2 separate regions of the Homo sapiens genome follow, and region 1 is linked to region 2. A link is a loop called in an ENCODE intact Hi-C map of the cell type or tissue named here. Cell type or tissue: OCI-LY7. All regions are shown on one strand. Links, peaks and the distances in the headings refer to the core of each region. The heading gives the core; the rest is flanking DNA.

Evidence for each region. Hi-C counts contacts between places; a loop is a spot of excess contacts. Peaks named below come from ENCODE experiments on the same cell type or tissue, not always from the same donor. Only the 100,000 strongest peaks of a DNase experiment are listed, where the experiment ranks them.
Region 1: a loop joins it to region 2, with 9 times the contacts of the local background. A loop is called at or near these places in 6 of 110 quality-filtered maps.

Annotation. Positions count from the first base shown.
Region 1 is chr2:68,118,557-68,127,715 of GRCh38, forward strand. It overlaps the pseudogene PPIAP64. Among named protein-coding and RNA genes, the nearest start is that of DNAAF10, 34 kb to the right of the region's middle. RefSeq lists enhancers at 2,383-2,542, 2,773-2,942, 2,953-3,032, 3,881-4,175. In OCI-LY7, for the core only: CTCF peaks have their summits at 4,013 (motif pointing right) and 4,217; DNase peaks (open chromatin) are centred at 2,695, 3,055 and 4,005; H3K4me3 peaks cover 1,871 bases; H3K27ac peaks cover 2,704 bases.
Region 2 is chr2:68,219,951-68,229,109 of GRCh38, forward strand. The region is part of intron 1 of PPP3R1 (protein phosphatase 3 regulatory subunit B, alpha); the gene reads right to left. Among named protein-coding and RNA genes, the nearest start is that of PPP3R1-AS1, 27 kb to the right of the region's middle. In OCI-LY7, for the core only: CTCF peaks have their summits at 5,456 (motif pointing left) and 5,665; a DNase peak (open chromatin) is centred at 5,451; H3K27ac peaks cover 912 bases.

The sequences.
Region 1 (9,159 bases), core at 684-8,683, 100 kb before region 2:
AGACTATCTAAAAAAAAAAAAAAGGAAAAAGAAAGAAAGAAATCCCTAGTGCTTTGCTTCTCTAATTGATCTCTGTCTAATTTACTACCCTAAATCTTCCTAAGAGTCCTCTTTCATATAAGTTATTCAGAGTCTATTTCTGTTGCTTGCAGCCAAAAAATTCCAAACTGTAGACACTGCATAATATATAAGAAAATATTTGCAAATTATAAAGCACCACATACACGCATGTCCAATTACATTTGTTAGTATAGACCATGCTGGAAAGATGAAGTCTTGGATCAGACAGACAGATTCAAAACCGAATTCTGCTGGGTAATATTTGCATGTCTTTGGACAAAGTTACTTACTTTCACTGAGCCTGTTTCCCCTCTGTAAAAATTTTTAGAAGTTAGCAGCTAGTAGTTAGGATTAGGTCTCTGCTGTGGTTTAGATATGGTTGGTTTGTCACCACCAAAGCTCATGTTGCAATTTGAGCCCCGATGTGGTGCTCTTGGGGCACGGGGTCTAGTGGGAAGTGTTTGGGTGATAGCGGTGGATCCCTCATAAATGGCTTGGTGCTGTTCTCCCAGTAGTGAGCTCTGTCTCTTGTGAGACTGAATTAGTTCTCGTGGGGATGGATTCATTCCCGAGAGTGGGTTGTTATAAAGTCAGACGCCCTTCGGCTTTCCCTCTCTTCTCACATGTCTGCTTCCCCTCTGACGTTCTCCACCATCTTGTGAGGCAGCATGAGTGAGGGACCTCACCAGAAGCCGGGGCTGTGCCCTTGAACTTCTCAGCCTGCAGCACTGTGAGCTAAATAAGCGTCTTTCTTTTATAAATTACCCAGCCTCAGGTATTCTTTTATAGCATCACAAAATGTACGAAGACATTCATTCATGAATACAAGGGAAAGCCCTAACCTCTTATTGGCTTAAACAAGAAACAAGTATTTTTGTCTATTGTCAAAGTCATCAAGGTAAACAGCCTAGGGCAGGTATGGTGGCTCCCAGATCACCAGGGCCAGACTCCTTATGCTTTTGTTTTTACCCCCTCTGGACGACAGGCCCATCCTCATGCTCCACAGTGTCCACACCTTGCTGATAGGGAGACTGGGAGATACAGTCTTTATTATGTGCTGTGATTAAAATGGGCTCCTGTTGTTGAGGCGGGAGGGGAGAGTGGGCATGGGGAGGCAACCTGCTGCTCTGCTGCCGTGGAGACGGTAACAGGCTGTGGCGAGAGTGTGTGGAAATCCCTTCCCCCTCCTCCCCTTTCAGGCTCCTGTGCTCTTTCCCTGTTCTCCCCAGCACCCTTCCCAATGCCAACATTCACTGTGACAACAGTTTGTAATAGGACTTTCATCCTTAAGTCCAAGTAGCAAAATGGATGAAAAAAGTGCTCTGACGACCTCCACTTATATACAAAAATGGTGAGGTTAAGAGTTTATTATCACGCCTGTAATCCCAGCACTTTGGGAGGCCAAGGCATGTGGATCACCTGAGGTTAGGAGTTCAAGACCAGCCTGGCCAACATGGTGAAACCCCATGTCTACTAAAAGTACAAAAATTAGCCAGACATGGTGGCTCACGCCTGTAATCCCAGCTACTCGGGAGGCTGAGGCAGGAGAATCGCTTGAACCTGGGTGGTGGAGGTTGCAGTGAGCCGAGATCATGCCAGTGCACTCCAGCCTGGGCAACAGAGTGACTCCATCTCAAAACAACAACAACAACAAACTATAGTATTTACCCCAGAGTTTTGTGGTGGGGATTTAAAAATACAACATGAGAGAAACAATATAGTAAGCACTCCACAAATATTAGCAGCTATTATTATTATTGTCAACATTATCATCTTTATAAATGTGATCCTGATCAAGACTCTAGAGACAGGCCACTGGTTTCCCTCCAAGTTTACTCCTCATTCACTGTCTTTCTTTCTTTCTTTTTTTTTTTTTTTGGAGATGGAGTCTCACTCTGTCACCCAGGCTGGAGTGCAGTGGCGTGATCTCAGCTCACTGCAACCTCTGCCTCCCAGGTTCAAGCGATTCTCCTGCCTCAGCCTCCTAAGTAGCTGGGACTACAGGTGCATGCCACCACATGCAGCTAATTTTTTGTATTTTAATAGAGATGGGGTTTCACCATGTTGGCCAGGCTGGTCTCAAACTTCTGGCCTCAATTGATCCACCTGCCTTGGCCTCCCAAAGTGATGGGATTACAGGTGTGAGCCACCTCGCCTGGCATATACTGCTTTCTTTAGCTTCCATAGCCTCAACCGAGAGCAAGAGAATAAGGCTTCTGACATTCTTCCTAGGAAGCTTTACGGAACAGATTGGAAAATTCACAACAAGCCCTAAGTGGCCCATAGTGGATTAGTGGGGACTGTGGCCGTCAGGACTCCCCCTTAGCTGAGGCTTCTGTGTCTTCTGTGTCTGCTTTCTTAGGGCCCTTTAGCCTGTGAGCTCTTAGGAATGCAGGAAGACCCTCTCTTTCCCCCTGGGTGGTAACAAAATTTCCCCTGGTCCATCATTCCTGAGCCCTAGTTCAGTCTGTGTGCGGCCAGGTCAGCGCTCAATAGGGTTCCAAACCTGTTGGCTGCAAGCACAGACTCCCTCTGAGTGTGAATGTTATCTCTCACCAGATGAGGGATGTGCTCAGCCCAGATCAAACACTTGTTTATCTACAGGGTGGTGAGAGCCAAAACTCTGCTTCTGTTTCTCCCTGGTGGTTTATTTGCTTACCCTTATCACCTCTGAGCAGTGGTGTTGTTTGCATAGAGTTCTCGGTTTCTGGCATGTTAAATTTAGAGGTACCCCAGGCTTCTCGGAGGGATCAGAGTGTTGAGCAACTCCTCAGGGAGGTGCAGGAGAATATCACTGGATGAGGGGTCAGGAGATGAGGGCCTGGGTCTGTCTTCAAATGCAGAAATTGAGTGCAGAGGTCTCAAAGGCCTCTTCTGGCACTGACGTTCTGACTGGCCATGAAAGCCTTGGGTGTCATAAAGAAGAAAAGTTGAAGACTTAAAAGGAGGAAGTGTGAGTGTCTTCAGCCTCCGGTGTGAGGGAGAACTGTGAGTCTCTTTTGACCACAGTTTATTTTGTGTTGCTTCTTTTAGCTGCATGGTCCATACGCCAAAGGTGGGCAGGTGGAGGGCTGCTACTCACTAACTTGGTAGTGCAGAAATGGCTTTTAAAAACAGTGGCTATATGGCTGCGCACGGTGGTTCATGCCTGTAATCCCAGCACTTTGGGAGGCCGAGGCAGGCGGATCACTCGAGGTCAGGAGTTCGAGACCAGCCTGATCAACATGGAGAAACCCCGTCTCTACTAAAAATACAAAAATTAGCCGGGCGTGGTGGTGGGCGCCTGTAATCTCAGCTACTTGGGAGGCTGAGTCAGGAGAATCGCTTGAACCCAGGAGGCGGAGGTTGCAGTGAGCTGAGATCGTGCCATTGCACTCCAGCCTGGGCAACAAGAGCAAAACTCTGTCTCAAACAAAACAAAACAAAACAAAACATTGGATCTGGTGCAAAGAAGATGGAGAGAAATTCTAGAATTCCTGCAGGAAGTTAAGTGATGGTATAAAGAAGTCCTTACTCTGAGAAATGCTTCGTTAAAATCAGAATTTACAGAATAAACGGTTGGTAGGAGATAGAGGCATGTACTATTTACTTTACAAAATAATTCCTCACTTTATAAAAAGCCAAATATTTTCTCTTGGAAGTTAGCCTTGTGATGCTACCAGTAAGACTGAATCTATAATAAAGCTAATGATCCAACTTTTGGTTAAAAAACCCATTCTGTAAAAAGAAGCATAGGCATGCTATGCAGTGTTGTTATATACAAAGTGGGTTTTCTTCATAAACACAATCACATTTTTGGAAGACATTTCTGTAAGATAATGTCTTTCTCAAGGTCCAGTTTGGCTTGCGTGCCTCCTGGGAATTAAACAGGATAGATTTTTCCAGCTGCATTTGAAAGACAAATTCCGTTTCCTTGTGTTGAAAGGTCTGCAATGCCCACATCTCCCACAAGGGGGCAGCGCACCACTGGGTCTTCAGGTACAAGGACGGCCTGGGATTCGGAACGTGCGGCTGAGGGGCCTCCTTCCCAGGGGAAGAAAATCCACTGAAAGTCGTGAAGAGGCGGACCTTATGTACCACGACATAATTGAATTTCATATCTCACGAACCCTGCGTATTTGCCAGAAACTTTCGGGCTGTTCTCATTCAGAAAAGGATGAAATCATTTTGTGTGTTGGATAGTCCTTAGACATTCCCAGAAAAAAAATTATTTTTCATGTATATATGCAAAGTGTATCCAGCTAAATCACAAGCAAAAGTGACTTTAAGCAGGTACCAAGACACGCCGGATCATAAAGACACTGTTCTCCCTTCAAGTTCCTTTGGTGAGTTTATGGACACGCATGAGGTAAGCTGCGCCGTTCATGTTCTACTGCGCGTGACTTTGTACTGCCCCTGAGTGGAAAAGGTATTTGGGATTCGAAAGAAGTTATTATTAAGTACAAACAAATTCCCAAGAAAAGAAATGTAGTATGAAGATCAATTTGAGTGTGTAGGGGGAGTTTTCCTTTCCTGTTTTTGTACTGGGCTGGGCTTGCATTGGTGCACATAAAGGATAATAAAAGTAACTTAAAAAACCAAGGGATTCCATGGTGTCTGGTTTACAAGAGCTGATGGAGAAGATACAATTGCCAAAAGGGAGTATTGGGTGCCAAGACCCAGATCTGGCCTAAGGAAGCACGCATTGGTAGCGCCCTAGTTTTCACCTCATGGGAGGACGCAGCCAGGGAGGCCGTGCTTGACGGCTCTGTCAGGGCGGCAGAATCCAGTTACACCTCCCAACATCCATTTCCCTACTTCCTCAGGACCAGAACTCCCAAATGGTAGCCGGGTATAACACTGCACACAATCAGGTTTATGCTTCTCGGTCTCACTGTGATAGGTGAGACCGAGACACAGGACCAAATCATCACCAATGGATACAAGCAAAAGTGCTCTTCAAAGTGCAAGATGTTCTTTTTCTTACTTTTCCTACTTTTCTGATGTCTGGAATGTGGATGTGATGGTTCAACTGGAACAGGCACACTGGATAATGCGTAATCTTTATTTTGGGTTTTCAGTTACCCGCAGCTGAACCTAACCCTAATCAACAACAATGCCTTCAAAAAACAGGCCAGAGGTTAAGATGGACTTTTTTTTCCTAATTACTTGTTTTATCATTATTTTATCATTTTAATCACCCACCAACATTTGCTTTTATTTATTTATTTATTTTTGAGACAGGGTCTCTCATTTTCCCCAGGCTGGAGTGCAGTAACACAGTCACCACTCACTGCAGCTTCAACCTCCTTGGCTCAAGTGATCCTCCTGCCTCAGCCTCCCAAGCAGCTGGGACTATAAGCTGTGCTACCACACCCAGCTAATTTAAAAAAAAAATTTTCTGTAGAGACAGTGTCTCACTATGTTGCCCAGGCTGGTCTTGAACTCCTGGCCTCCCAAAGTGCTAGGATTACAAGCGTAAGCCACTGCGCCTGGCCCAACATTTATTAAATGTTGTATTAAGGGGCCAGGGGCAGTGGCTCATGCCTATAATCCCAGCACTTTGGGAGGCCGAGGCAGGCAGATCACTTGAGGTGAGGAGTTTGAGACCAGCCTGGCCAACATGGCGAAACCCCATCCCTACTAAAAATAAAAAAAATTAACTGCGCGTGGTGGCACATGCCTGTAATCCCAGCTACTTGGGAGGCTGAGGTGGGAGAAGTGCTTGAACCCAGGAGGCGGAGGTTACAGTGAGCCAAGATCACGCCACTGCACTCTTCCTGGGTGACAGAGCAAGACTCAGTCTCAATTAAAATAAAAAAGTGTTGTATAAAGGGTATTGCTGAGTGATCTGGTTTTAAGTTGGCTTAGGGATAGAGTTGGATCAGAACACCATAAGCAAAGTTCAGTTGTTAAAGAATCCTTCATAAAATTCCTCCACCATGACTGTATAAATGCAGCTGTACTTGGTCACAGCCCTTTTACCTAGAATCTCATGCTTCAAGTTAAAAACACAAAGTCAAAATCCTGTTCCTTCATTCAAGCTTGATGTTTGATGTAAAATATACAAAACCTATGGACAACTGCATTAATGGCCATGCACTGTGAGGATAATCTGCATCTGCTTTCACTGTGCTGTCCTGATTAATAACCATTTTTCTGGTTCTGGGGTTGAGGACAAGGGTTTAGCCTCTAGATCCCTACACAGTAACAAAGATTCACAGTTTTCATACTGCCATTTGTCCATCCTAGACCCAGTAGGGAAAATGGATGAGTAAAGAATTTCTCACCACTCCAGGCAATATGCAGGTACTTAGGGTGGAATAATAGAGGACATTGTCCTAGCAGCCCTGAGTCCTCAGCTGGTTGGACAATGCACAGGACTTCTGTTAGCAGGTCCTGATAAGTCTGAGTGCAGCATGGGCCCAGTGCCCCCAAGCTCTCAGAGCAGCATTAAGCCCCGTTTTATTGGGACTGCTGGGTATGGCCCTGAGAATGGCGCCTGGCAGTCTAGTCTCATCCAAAGCAGGGAGGTGGGGCTCCACAACACAGTGAGAGTGGCCAGACATTCGGAGATAGAGGTTTCCTGGGTAAGCATAACCAACCTGCCTTTTAAAAAAACATAGCTAGCAGATGCCAACGCCACCGGAAGCCCTGTACTACCAGCGTGGTCAACTCCACCGTGTTCTTAGAAATTGCCATCGACAGTGAGCCCTTGGGCCGCATCTCCATCAAGCTGTTTGCAGACAAGATTCCAAAGACAGCAGAAAACTTCTGTGCTCTGAGCACTGGAGAGAAAGGATTTGGGTATAAGGGTTCCTGCTTTCACACAATTATTCCAGGGTTTATGTGTCAGGGTGGTGACTTCACACGCCATAATGGCACTGGTCCATCTATGGGGAGAAATTTGATGACGAGAACTTCATCCTGAAGCATAAAGGTCCTGGCATCTTGTCCATAGCAAACGCTGGACCCAACACAGATGGTTCCCAGTTTTTCATCTGCACTGCCAAGACTGAGTGGTTGGATGGCAACCATGTAGTCTATGGCAAGGTGAAAGAAGGCATGAATATTGTGGAGGCCATGGAGCACTTTGGGTCCAGGAATGGCAAGACCAGCAAGATCACCATCGCTGACTGTGGACAACTCTAATCAGTTTGACTTGTGTTTTGTCTTAACCACCAGACCATTCCTTCTGTAGCTCAGGAGAGCACCCCTCCACCCCATTTGCTCGTAGTATCCTAGAATCTTTGTACTCCCGCTGCAGTTCCATGCTTTCCTTATTCCCTTCCATGCCTAGCTGGATTGCAGAGTTAAGTTTATGATTATGAAATAAAAACTAAATAATAACAACAGCAACAAAAGCATAGCTAAAAGCCAATTGCCCACATATTTTTCAAACGAGCCATAGCGCCTGATTGCAGATTGCTGTTATAATCAGGTTGCACAACCCAGCTTCATATCCGAAGCCTGCATGTTTCACTTACTTTAGAGGACAGTCTGGTGGCCAAAGGAAAAAAGAAAAACTAATTACAAAGTAGCATTTCCCTGGAAGGTTCCAGGCCACCCCATAAGAATTATTCCAGAAATCCCTTACTAAAACACTCTATAATTTACCACCACACTTAGCGAAGTGCTGTAAGTTAAAGAATGGAAACATATTTGCAGTAAAAATTGCACAATAGCCTAGAGCTTCAGGGTTCTGAGACGGTTGTTTTTTTTTAGGCTTCGCTAAGGTCTGGATGCATTATTTTAAATACTGTCAACACCTGTCTCTAATTCCACTCTCACAGAAAGACTTCAAAACAATTACACAGAATCTCAGATAAATGGAGATGAACAAGGTTCTCATTTGGCAAACCTAGGCATTTTGGCACCTAAGGGTTCATCCCTCACTACATATGAATGATGCGCCATTTTGGTTTTTGCATCAGTTTGGTTTACATGGTCTAGTGCTGGAGAGCCTCATCATTTCTTGGCATACTGAAACACAAAGCCACGGATTAGGAGAGAGGAGAGTCCAATGACTCCTGGTCCAGGAGGCTACCTGTTTTTCACAGGGCATCATTCTCTAGATTCAGGAGAGTAAACCCATTTTATCTCACTTGCCAGCAGTTGGTAGTGGCTCCTAGCAGAGTGTGATAAAGCTTCTGAGGCTCAGGAAGAATGAGTGGCATGATTGATTAGTCATGTCTGCAATAAATTAGGGGAAGGGAAGGGTGTACGTAGATGGGATAGGAGTATCTGCATTTGAAGCAATGTATTTCATCAATTCAAATGAGCACATCCTTCTGCCCATTTATGCATCTTTGAAATTAGGATGCATCTTATAATCACTACACCAGATTGTCTTTTCCAAAACTAGCCACAGTATTTCAAGTCTCACATGCTTTTTTTTTTTTTTTTTTTTTTTTTTTTCTGTTTTTTGAGATGGGGGTCTCACTCTGTCGCACAGGCTGGAGTCCAGTGGCACAATCTCAGCTCACTGCACACTCCGCCTCCCAGGTTCAAGCAATTCTCCCACCTCAGCCTCCCAAGTAACTGGGATTACAGGGGTGTATGACCACGCCCGGATAATTTTTGTATTTTTAGTAGAGACAGGGTTTCACCATGTTGGCCAGGCTGGTCTCAAACTCCTGACCTCAGGTGATCCACCTGCCTTGGCCTCCCAAAGTGCTGGGATTACAGGCGTGAGCCACCACGCCCAGCTCACATGCTCTTTCAGAACCTAGCCAAGACCCCATCAAAAAGTAGAATTTACTTCATCTCCACAGGGAATTTTAAACATTTAGCTGGGTGTGGCAGCATACACCTGTAGTCCTAGCTATTCTGGTAGCTGAGGTGGGAGGATTCTTTAAGCCCAGGAGGTTGAGGCTGCAGTGAGCAATGATGGTGCCACTGCACTCCAGCCTGGGCAACAGAGCAACAGAGTAAGACCTTGTCTCACACACACACACACACAAAGAAAAAGGAAGTAGAATGTATGTACTCTGCCCTTGCACTTGGGATAGGAGGTTGTGATTGCCTCAACTAATAGTGTGGCAAAGTGATTGCTAAGTAAATTATGAAGATAGGTCATTAAAAAAACAAGATAGCTTCTGCCTGGTCTTCTCTTGGGAT
Region 2 (9,159 bases), core at 548-8,547:
ACTATACTGATTTAAAAATTCAGTAACATCTGCCCATGGGGGAGAAATGCTATATGAACCACTTGACCAGTGTTAAAAAAAACTAGTAAATCAGAAAAATTTTATCAAACAACATTTATCAGGCATTTTCTGTGATCATCTATATAAGAAAACAAAAGAGGTAAAGCCCTTAGGATCTATGTCCCAGCTTACTGTCTGGAGAAAGTTTCCAGGTTGCAGCACAGGAACAGAGAACAGAAACACAATCCCGAGACATCGCCAAATTGAGAAGTCAGAGATACATGAAGTTCGTATGGCCAAGGAGGTGAGACTTGTGAGGAAGAGTACTTCAGAAAAGGGAGACACATGAGAGAACTTTGGAGATCTGCATAAAAGTCTCCTCCAGTCTCTGCATAAGTTTGAGAGGAAACTCCCCAAGTCCAGGAAAAGAACTAGTAGCAGGTTGAATAACTTTTGGGAGTTTGCACAGAGCTAGGAATAGTTCATGATCCCATGGGCCAAACTGGAGAAACTTGTAAATACACAGGGAATTGGGTCCAGTCCTCAGAACGACTATATTGGCCATGAATTAAAGGCTGTTCTTTACTTACCTTAAGAAAGATAGAAAACAAATCTCAGATCAAATTTGGGTCTCAGTAACTTAAGTGGATGGCAAAACAAACTCTTACGTTCTTTAAAGGAATAAAACAAAATCTAGCACAACAGCATAAGATTCACAATGTATGTATGACATCCAATATAAAACATAATAGGACGCTATAAAATGGATGAACTTCAAAATCATGGTAAGTAAAAGAAGCCAAAAACAAAAGGCCACATTTTATGATTCCATTTATATGAAATATACTGATAAAGAAAATACACAGAAACAAAATGTAGAGACTGGTGGGTGCCAGTTACACAGAAACAGAATGTAGAGACTGGTGGGTGCCAGTTGCTGGGGGAGGAGGAATGGTGAACAATTACTTTTTGGCTATGGGGTTTCCTTTTAGGGTGATGAAAATATTTTCGAATGACATAGAGGTGGTGGTTGTACTACATTATAAATGCCAGCCTGGGCAACATGGCAAAACACTGTCTCTACAAAAAATACAAAAAAGGCCAGGCATGGTGGCTCACGCCTGTAATCCCACCACATTGGGAGGCCGAGGCAGGCAGATCACTTGAGGTCAGGAGTTCAAGACCAGCCTGGTCAACATGGTGAAATCTGTCTCTACAAAAAATACAAAAATTAGCTGGGCATGGTGGCGGGTGCCTGTAATCCCAGCTACTCGAGAGGCTGAGGCAAGAGAATCTCTTGAACCTGAAGGTGGAGGCTGCAGTGAGCAGAGATTGCACCACTGCACTCCAGCCTGGGCAACAGAGCGAGACTCCACCTCAAAAATAAAAACAAAAACACGAGCCAGGCATGTTAGCATATGCCTGTAGTCTCGGCTACTCAGGAGGGTGATATGGGATAACTGCTTGAGCCTGATAGGTCAAGGGTGCAGTGAGCCTTGAGCACACCACTGCACTCCAGCCTGGGCAACCAAGCAAGACTTTGTAAATAAATAAATAAACAAATGTCACTGAACTGTTCACTTTTAAAATGACTTTGTTATGTGAATTTCACATCAATAAAACGTTTTATATGCTGTTTAAAGAAATAATGGCCCCAAATCTTCCAAATTTGATGAAAACTTTAAATCCCCAAATTCAAGAAGTTCAATGAACTCTAAGTAGAAGAAACATGGAAAAAAAAAAGCCACATAATAAATTGCTGTGACACAGAAAATCTTAAATATAATCAGAGGGGAAAAAAGATAAACTACATACATACAACATAATTACTACAGCATATTTCTCCTTAGATACACCAAGGACAGGAAACAATGGAATCTGTTTAAAGTGTTTAAAAAAAAAAAACTATCAGTTTTTATATCCAGCAAAAATATCTTTCAAATATTATGGCAAATGCTTTTTCCAGATAACAAAAACTGAAAGGAAAGATTAGGCTTCAATATATGTTCACTACAAAAAAAAAGTCAAAAGAAAATTCTTCAGGCAGAAGAAAAATGATACCAGATGGAAAGCTGGATCTAGACAAAGAAATGAAAAATATCAGAAATGGTAAATAAAATAAAATAAAAGATATTTTTCTCATGTTTAAATGTCTTTAAAATATGACTTTTAAAAGCAAAGATAACATGTTGTGGGGTATATAAAGTGAACATATGACAACAGCACAAAAGGGTAGAGAAAAAATGGATGTATGCTGTTGTCAGGATCTTACACTGTAAGAGAAACACTGTATCATTATTTGAAGGTACAGCATGGTATATTAAAGATGTATATTGTAAACTCTAGAACAACTTAAAAAAGGAGACGAAATAAAATGGTATCATTGTGATGGTTAATTTTGTGTCAACCTAACTGGGCCAAGGGATGCTCAGATATCCAGCTAAACATTATTTCTGAGTGAGAGTCAGCTAGGCTGTTTGTGGAAGAGATTAGCATCTGAACTGGTGAACTAAGTAAAACTGATTGGATAACATCCATCTGTCCAGCACCTAAATAGAACAAAAAGGCAGAAGATTGAATTAGTTCTCTGCCTCACTGCCTGAGCTGCAAAGTCAAGCTTTTCCTTACCTCAATGCCCCTGGTTCTCAGGCCTTCAGACTCAGACTAGAATTTATACCATCAGTTCTTCAGCTCTCAGGCCTTCAAGCTACAGCACCAGCTTTCCTGGGTCTCTAACTTAAAGACAGCAGGAACAGAACTTCTTAGCCTCCATAATCATGTGAGGCAATATCATATAATAAATCTCTTTCTAGACATATGTATCTCCTACTGGTTATTTCTCTGGAGAAACCTGACTAATACAATCAGAAAGAATACTCAATCCCATGAAAGGCAGACAAATAGGTACAAAGAAAAAGCAAATGAGAAAAAAAAGAAAGTAAATAGTAAGAAGGCAGATTTAAAAGCAAACATTTTGAGAATTATACATTTCATAATGCTAAAAAAGAGCCAATTCATCAGAAAGATGAAATCCAAAAACATACCAATCCTACACAAATTATTTCAGAAAGCAGAAAGGAAGGGTACTGTCCTGAACTCATTTTATGAAGCCAGCACTACTGTGATGCCAAAATCAGACAGTATCACAAAAAAAGAAAACTATGGCCGGGCGCGGTGGCTCACGCCTATAATCCTAACACTTGGGGGGCTGAGGCAGGAGTATCACTTAAGGTCAGGAGTTCAAGACCAGCCTGGCCAACATGTTGAAACCCATCTCTACTAAGAATACAAAAATCAGCTGAGCATGATGGTAGGCACCTGTACAATCCCAGCTACTTGGGACGCTGAGGCAGAAGAATCGCTTGAACCTGGGAGGTGGAAGTTGCAGTGAGCTGAGATCACGCCACTACACTCTAGCCTAGGCAACAGTGCGAGACTCTGTCTCAAAACAACAACAACAACAAAAGAAAACTATATCTAATGTTTCTCTATGACCAATAATGTAAAAATCCTTAAAAATATCTTAGCAAATTGAATCCAAAAATAAACACCATGACTGAGGATTATTCCAGCAATGGAAGGTTGGTTTAATATTCAAAACCAACGTGATTCACAACATTAACAGAGGAAAAAAAAAGAAAAAAACCACATGGCCAACCAAACAGACGCAATAAAAGCATCTGACAAATTGCAACATCCATTTTTGATAAAACAAGAGTAACTCAGCAAACTAGGACTATTTCTCTATCTATAAAAGGTTATCTACAAAAATTCTTCAAAAAGTGTCATATGTAATAAGATTCTCCCTAAGATTAGAACAAGATAAAGACATCTGCACAAATACAAAAGGGAAGACAAAAAAAAAAAAAAACAAAAGGTATACAGATTGGAAAGGAATAAACTGCCTTTCGTTGCAGATGACATAATTGTGTATGTACATAAATCCTAAGCAAATTACTAAAAAGCTATCAAAACTAATAAATGAATTAAGCAAGACGGCAAGATAAAAGGTCAATATACAAAAGTTAAATATATTTCATATTCTGGAAACATGGAAAATGAAATTAAGAATGCAGTTCCATTTACAAAATCATCAAAAATACAAAATACTTAGAAACAGTTAATAAGAGATGTGCAGGGAGTACACATGAAGACTATAAGACATAGCTAAGAAAGAGATCTAAGAAAACCCAGCTATATTTGTTCATAGATCAGAAGGCTCAATGTTGTTAAGATGGCAATTCTTCCCATAATGATCTGCATATAGAAGACAATCCTAATAAAAATCCCAGCAGAATATTTTATAGAAATCAATAAACTAATTCTAAAATTCATATGGAGATGCAAAGAACCTAACAGCCAAGGGATCTGAATGAAAAACAACAATGGTGAAGGACTTAACAATATCTGACTTAAAGAGTTATGAAGGGCTGGGTGCGGTAGCTCATGCCTGTAATCCCAGCACTTTGGGAGGCCGAGGCGAGTGGATCACTTGAGGTCAGGAGTTTGAAACCAGCCTGACCAACATGGTGAAACCCTGTCTCTACTGAAAATACAAAAAAAACTAGCCGGGCGTGGTGGCAGGCGCCTGCAATCCCAGCTACTCGGGAAGCTGAGGCAGGAGAATCACTTGAACCTGGGAAGCAGAGGTTGCAGTGAGCTGAAATCACGCCACTGCACTCCAGCCTCGGCAGCAGAGCAAGACTCGTCTCAGGAAAAAAAAAAAAAAAGTTATAAAGCTAGTCATCAAAAGAGTGGTACTGGTGTAAGAACAGACAAATATCAATTGGACAGAATAAAGTAAACACACACACACAATTTTCAAGAAAGGTTTCCAGGTAATTAAATGGGGAAAAAAAATCTTTGCAACAAATGATGCTACAACAACTGAATAGCAATATGCAATTTAAAAAAAATGACATGAAGACTTGAATAGATATTTCACAACAAAAGATATGATTAACATCAAATAAACACATGAAAAGACATTTAATATCACTAGACATTAGAGAAATGCAAGTTAAAACCAAAGTGAGATATTACTATACAGGCAACTGGCATAATAAATATGGCTATAATTTAAAAATGGACACACAAAGTGTAACTGAAGATGTGGAATAAATGATTATGTGGTGAACAGAATTCTTAGGTAGCCCTTTGAAATTCTGAACCCCTTGTATACATACTTTTTCTCCCAATTACTAAATCAAACACTCATCTAGTTACTGCTGCAGAAGGATTTTGCACATGTAATTAAGGTCCCAAATCAACCACCTCTGGATAAGATTTATCCAGGTGGCCCTGACCTGTAAGAGCCCTTTAAAAGCAATTTTCCCTGTGTGGTCTAAGAAGGTGAAAATGAAAGAGTCAAAGCAGGAGAGGAATTCAACACAAGGGAAGTGGAGAGGCCACATGGCATTGAATGCAGGCAGCCTGACGGGGATAAGAGTGACCTCTAGTGAACAGGAGCAAGGAAACAGAGTGCTCAATCTCATAAGGGCAAAGAGCTGAATTCTGCCAATAACGTGAACAGCTTGGAAAGCAGACTTCCCCAGAACCTCCACAGGAGAACTTGGTCTGGATGGCATCTTGATTTCAGCCTTGTGATACTCTGAAGGGAACCCAGTCATGCAGTGGTGAGCTTCTGATTTGCAGAACTATGAAATAATAAATGAGTGCTGTTTTAGACTACTATGTTTATGGGAATTTGTTACACAGCAACAGAAAACTAATATCCAAACTTATAGTGTATGCGGCTAAAAATAAAAACACTGACATACCAAAGTGTTGGTGAAGATGTAGAGCAAATGAAAATTTTATATCTTGCTAGTGGGAACTCAAAATTGTACCGCTATTTCAAAAAAACAGTGTGTTGGACTCTTAGTGTAACCAGAAATGAAAACATGTCCACACAGAAATCTGTACTCACATGTCCACAGCAGCTTTATTCAGCTTTATTCTTAATAGACCAATCTGGAAACAACCTAAATGTCTTCAACTGGTGAACAGATAAACTGTTATATCCAGACAATGGAGTACTATTCGGTAATGAATAGGAAAAGACTACTAATACACCCAATAACATAATGAATCTCAAAAGCAATATGCTAAGTAAAAGAAACCAGACACAAAAAGCTATGTGCTGTATGGTTCCATTTATAAATGCTACAAAAAAACAAACTACAGTAACTGAAAGTTAAGGTGTTGTGGGGTAGAGGGGGAGAACAGGGAGTGAACACAAAAGGGTACCAGGTAACATTTCAGGGTGATAGACCTATTCTACATCTTGACTGTGGTGATTACAAAACTATATACATTTATCAAGGCACATTAACTATGCACTTAAAACTAGTTAGTTTTTACCATAGGTAAGTTGTACCTCAATAAAGCTGATTTTTATAACTCAAAATATTAAGGACCTTAGTCCCAAATATAATGGAATTGCTTAATACATAATTTTAGTCTCCAGTTTAGAAACAATCTCATCACTTTCTTTAAAACAATAAAGTTTCACAGCTGTCATATTATTCAAAATTCAAACTATATGGATTTATTTTTATAAGACACATTTCAAGGTAATGTATTCATAGCAAATAACATTTTCCAGATTAATCTTACAGAATCATGAGACACCAAAAACTATTTACACTTACAGTAATCTTGACATTTATAATTCATCCCTTAGTCTCCTTCCCTGATTTTAAACTCCATGAAGGCACCAACTGTCTTACTATCTTTTGATATCCTTTGCCAGATTTAACATTGTCCTAAATTTACTTTAAAGGAAGAATTTGATTAGGTGCATGGTAAAAGTCTGGAACGGTTTAAGTCCTAATTTAAGCATCAATGCGTTAAAGTACAAGGTTAGATTAAGGGCATTAGAAGACCCGAATTCTTAAAAGTCCAGTTATTCAAGCACTTTAGATTTTCTCTTTCCTTTTGATGCTCACTTTTTATAATGAGTATTAAGCATTTGGATCTGCATACATTTTAAATAAGCAAACAGTACTCTAATACTGAAGTAATATTTATAGTTCACAAAGAGTCTATAACCAAATAAGGAAATGTTGTCATCTCTTAAACTCTACTAGATAAAGATGTCTAAATATTCTGACTGCATATTCTCTGAAATATTCAAAGCTTTACAGAATGCATCTATAAAGTTTATTTTTATTCTTTCAAACCTTGTCACTTTAAGATCAAAGTAACTCTAAACCAAAGAGAACCAAGTTTTTTCATTTCTTTGCCAGAAAATTTCTTTATTTTCCTGATTCCTACAGATCTGATCCCAAAACTGACAATCGTAATAGAATATTTTTTAAAAATGTTGAATAACATGAACTTGAAAAGTAAGTTATCTTAGGAATCAATCTAAATGTCTTTACCTGCTGAAAGCTTGATGACTGCACAATTAATGTAATTATCATAATGAAATTAATTTTTTCTAGGGTAAAGTCACTGACCATCTTAGTAACTGTTCTAGAACAGATTCTCCTTATTCTTAAATACAAAGCAAAAGGTGTTTGGATGCATGAATGTCGGGGACAGAAAAGATCAAAAGACAGAAACAAGAGATAAAAACCAATCATACCTATGACAGATCCAAGCTTCTTTAATGATTTTAGGAGGGAAAAAAAAAAAACCTTAAAATTTCTAGTCTGATAAATGCTGCCATAATTACAATCTATAACTTGAGTGAATCCATCCAGCAAATGTTTGAAGGCACATAATATGTTTAACTATTTTAAAGATCCTATTACTCACTTTGACAGTTAAACTATATTTCCTATTAAATGACACCTAAATTACCCCCATTCCTGTTTTTCCTTCTACTATTTAATGTTAACAACAATTTTTGTGTTTATCTTGTATTGTGCACAATTTCGCCGAACTTATTCATTAGTACTTTTATTTTTTGTAGATTTCTTGAAAATTTTCTATGTAGATAGTCATACCATCTGCAAACGGGATCCGTTTTTCTTCTTTCCAATCTGTATGCCTTTATATTCTTTTCCTGCATTACTGCACTGACTAGAACTTTCAGCACTACGCTAAAAAGGGCAGAAATCCTTGCTTTGTTACAGATCTTACAGAGAAAGTACTGTCTTTTGCCATTAAGTATAATGTCAGCTGTAGGTTTTCACAGATGTTCTTTATTCAACTGATAACATTTCCCTCTATATTTTTCTAAGTTTTTGTTTTGTCTTGGGTTTTATTCTTTAGTCTATTAATATAATTATACAGACTAAGTTTCAAATAGTGAACCAGCCTTGCACCCATAAAACCACCATAACTGATTATGGTGTATAATCTTTTAAAAATATTAACTCTATTTGTTAATGTTTTAAGGATTTCTGCATCTACACTGACATGAGGATGTTGGTCCATAGTTATCTTTTTTGGATTTTGGTATCAAGGAAACAGGGCTACTCAAATTCTATTTCACACTGGAAGAGGTGTGATAGTTTGTGTTTAAGGAACTGGTTCATTACTTCAAAGTTGTCAAATTTATGTATATAAAATTGGTCATAGTAACCCCTTATCTTTTTTCACATCTGCAGGGTCTACAGTGATGTCCCCTATTTCATTCCTGATAATGGTAATTTGTGTCTTATTACTTGTCAGTCTTACTGATGTTTTTGAAGAATGAGCTTTTTGTTTCAAAGGGTTTTTCTCTATTGTTTCTGTTTTTTATTTCATTTACTATTTCCTTCCTTCTGCTTGCTTCAGGTAGATTTTTCTCATCTTTTTTTCTAGGTTCTTGAAGTGGGAGCTTAGATTATTGATTTGAGGGGGCTTTTCTTTTCCTCTTCTCAAATGTGTGCATTTAGTGGTATAAATTTCCCTCTCTAAACTGCTTTAGTTGTATCCCACAACTTTGGTATGTTGTATTCTTATTTTCATGAAGCTCAATGTATTTTTTAAAATTTCCCTTGAGACTTCCTCTTTCACTCATAGATTATTTGGAAGTGTTTAGAGATTTTCCAGGTATCTATTATTGATTTCTAGTTTGATTCCACTTTGGTAGGAGAACACATTCTTTGATTTCAATTCCTTAAAATGTGTTTATGTTTTCTGGGGGGTTTTCTGAGACAGGGTCTCACTGTCACTCAGCTTGAGTGTAGTGGCATGACATGGCTCACTGCAGCCTCAAATTCC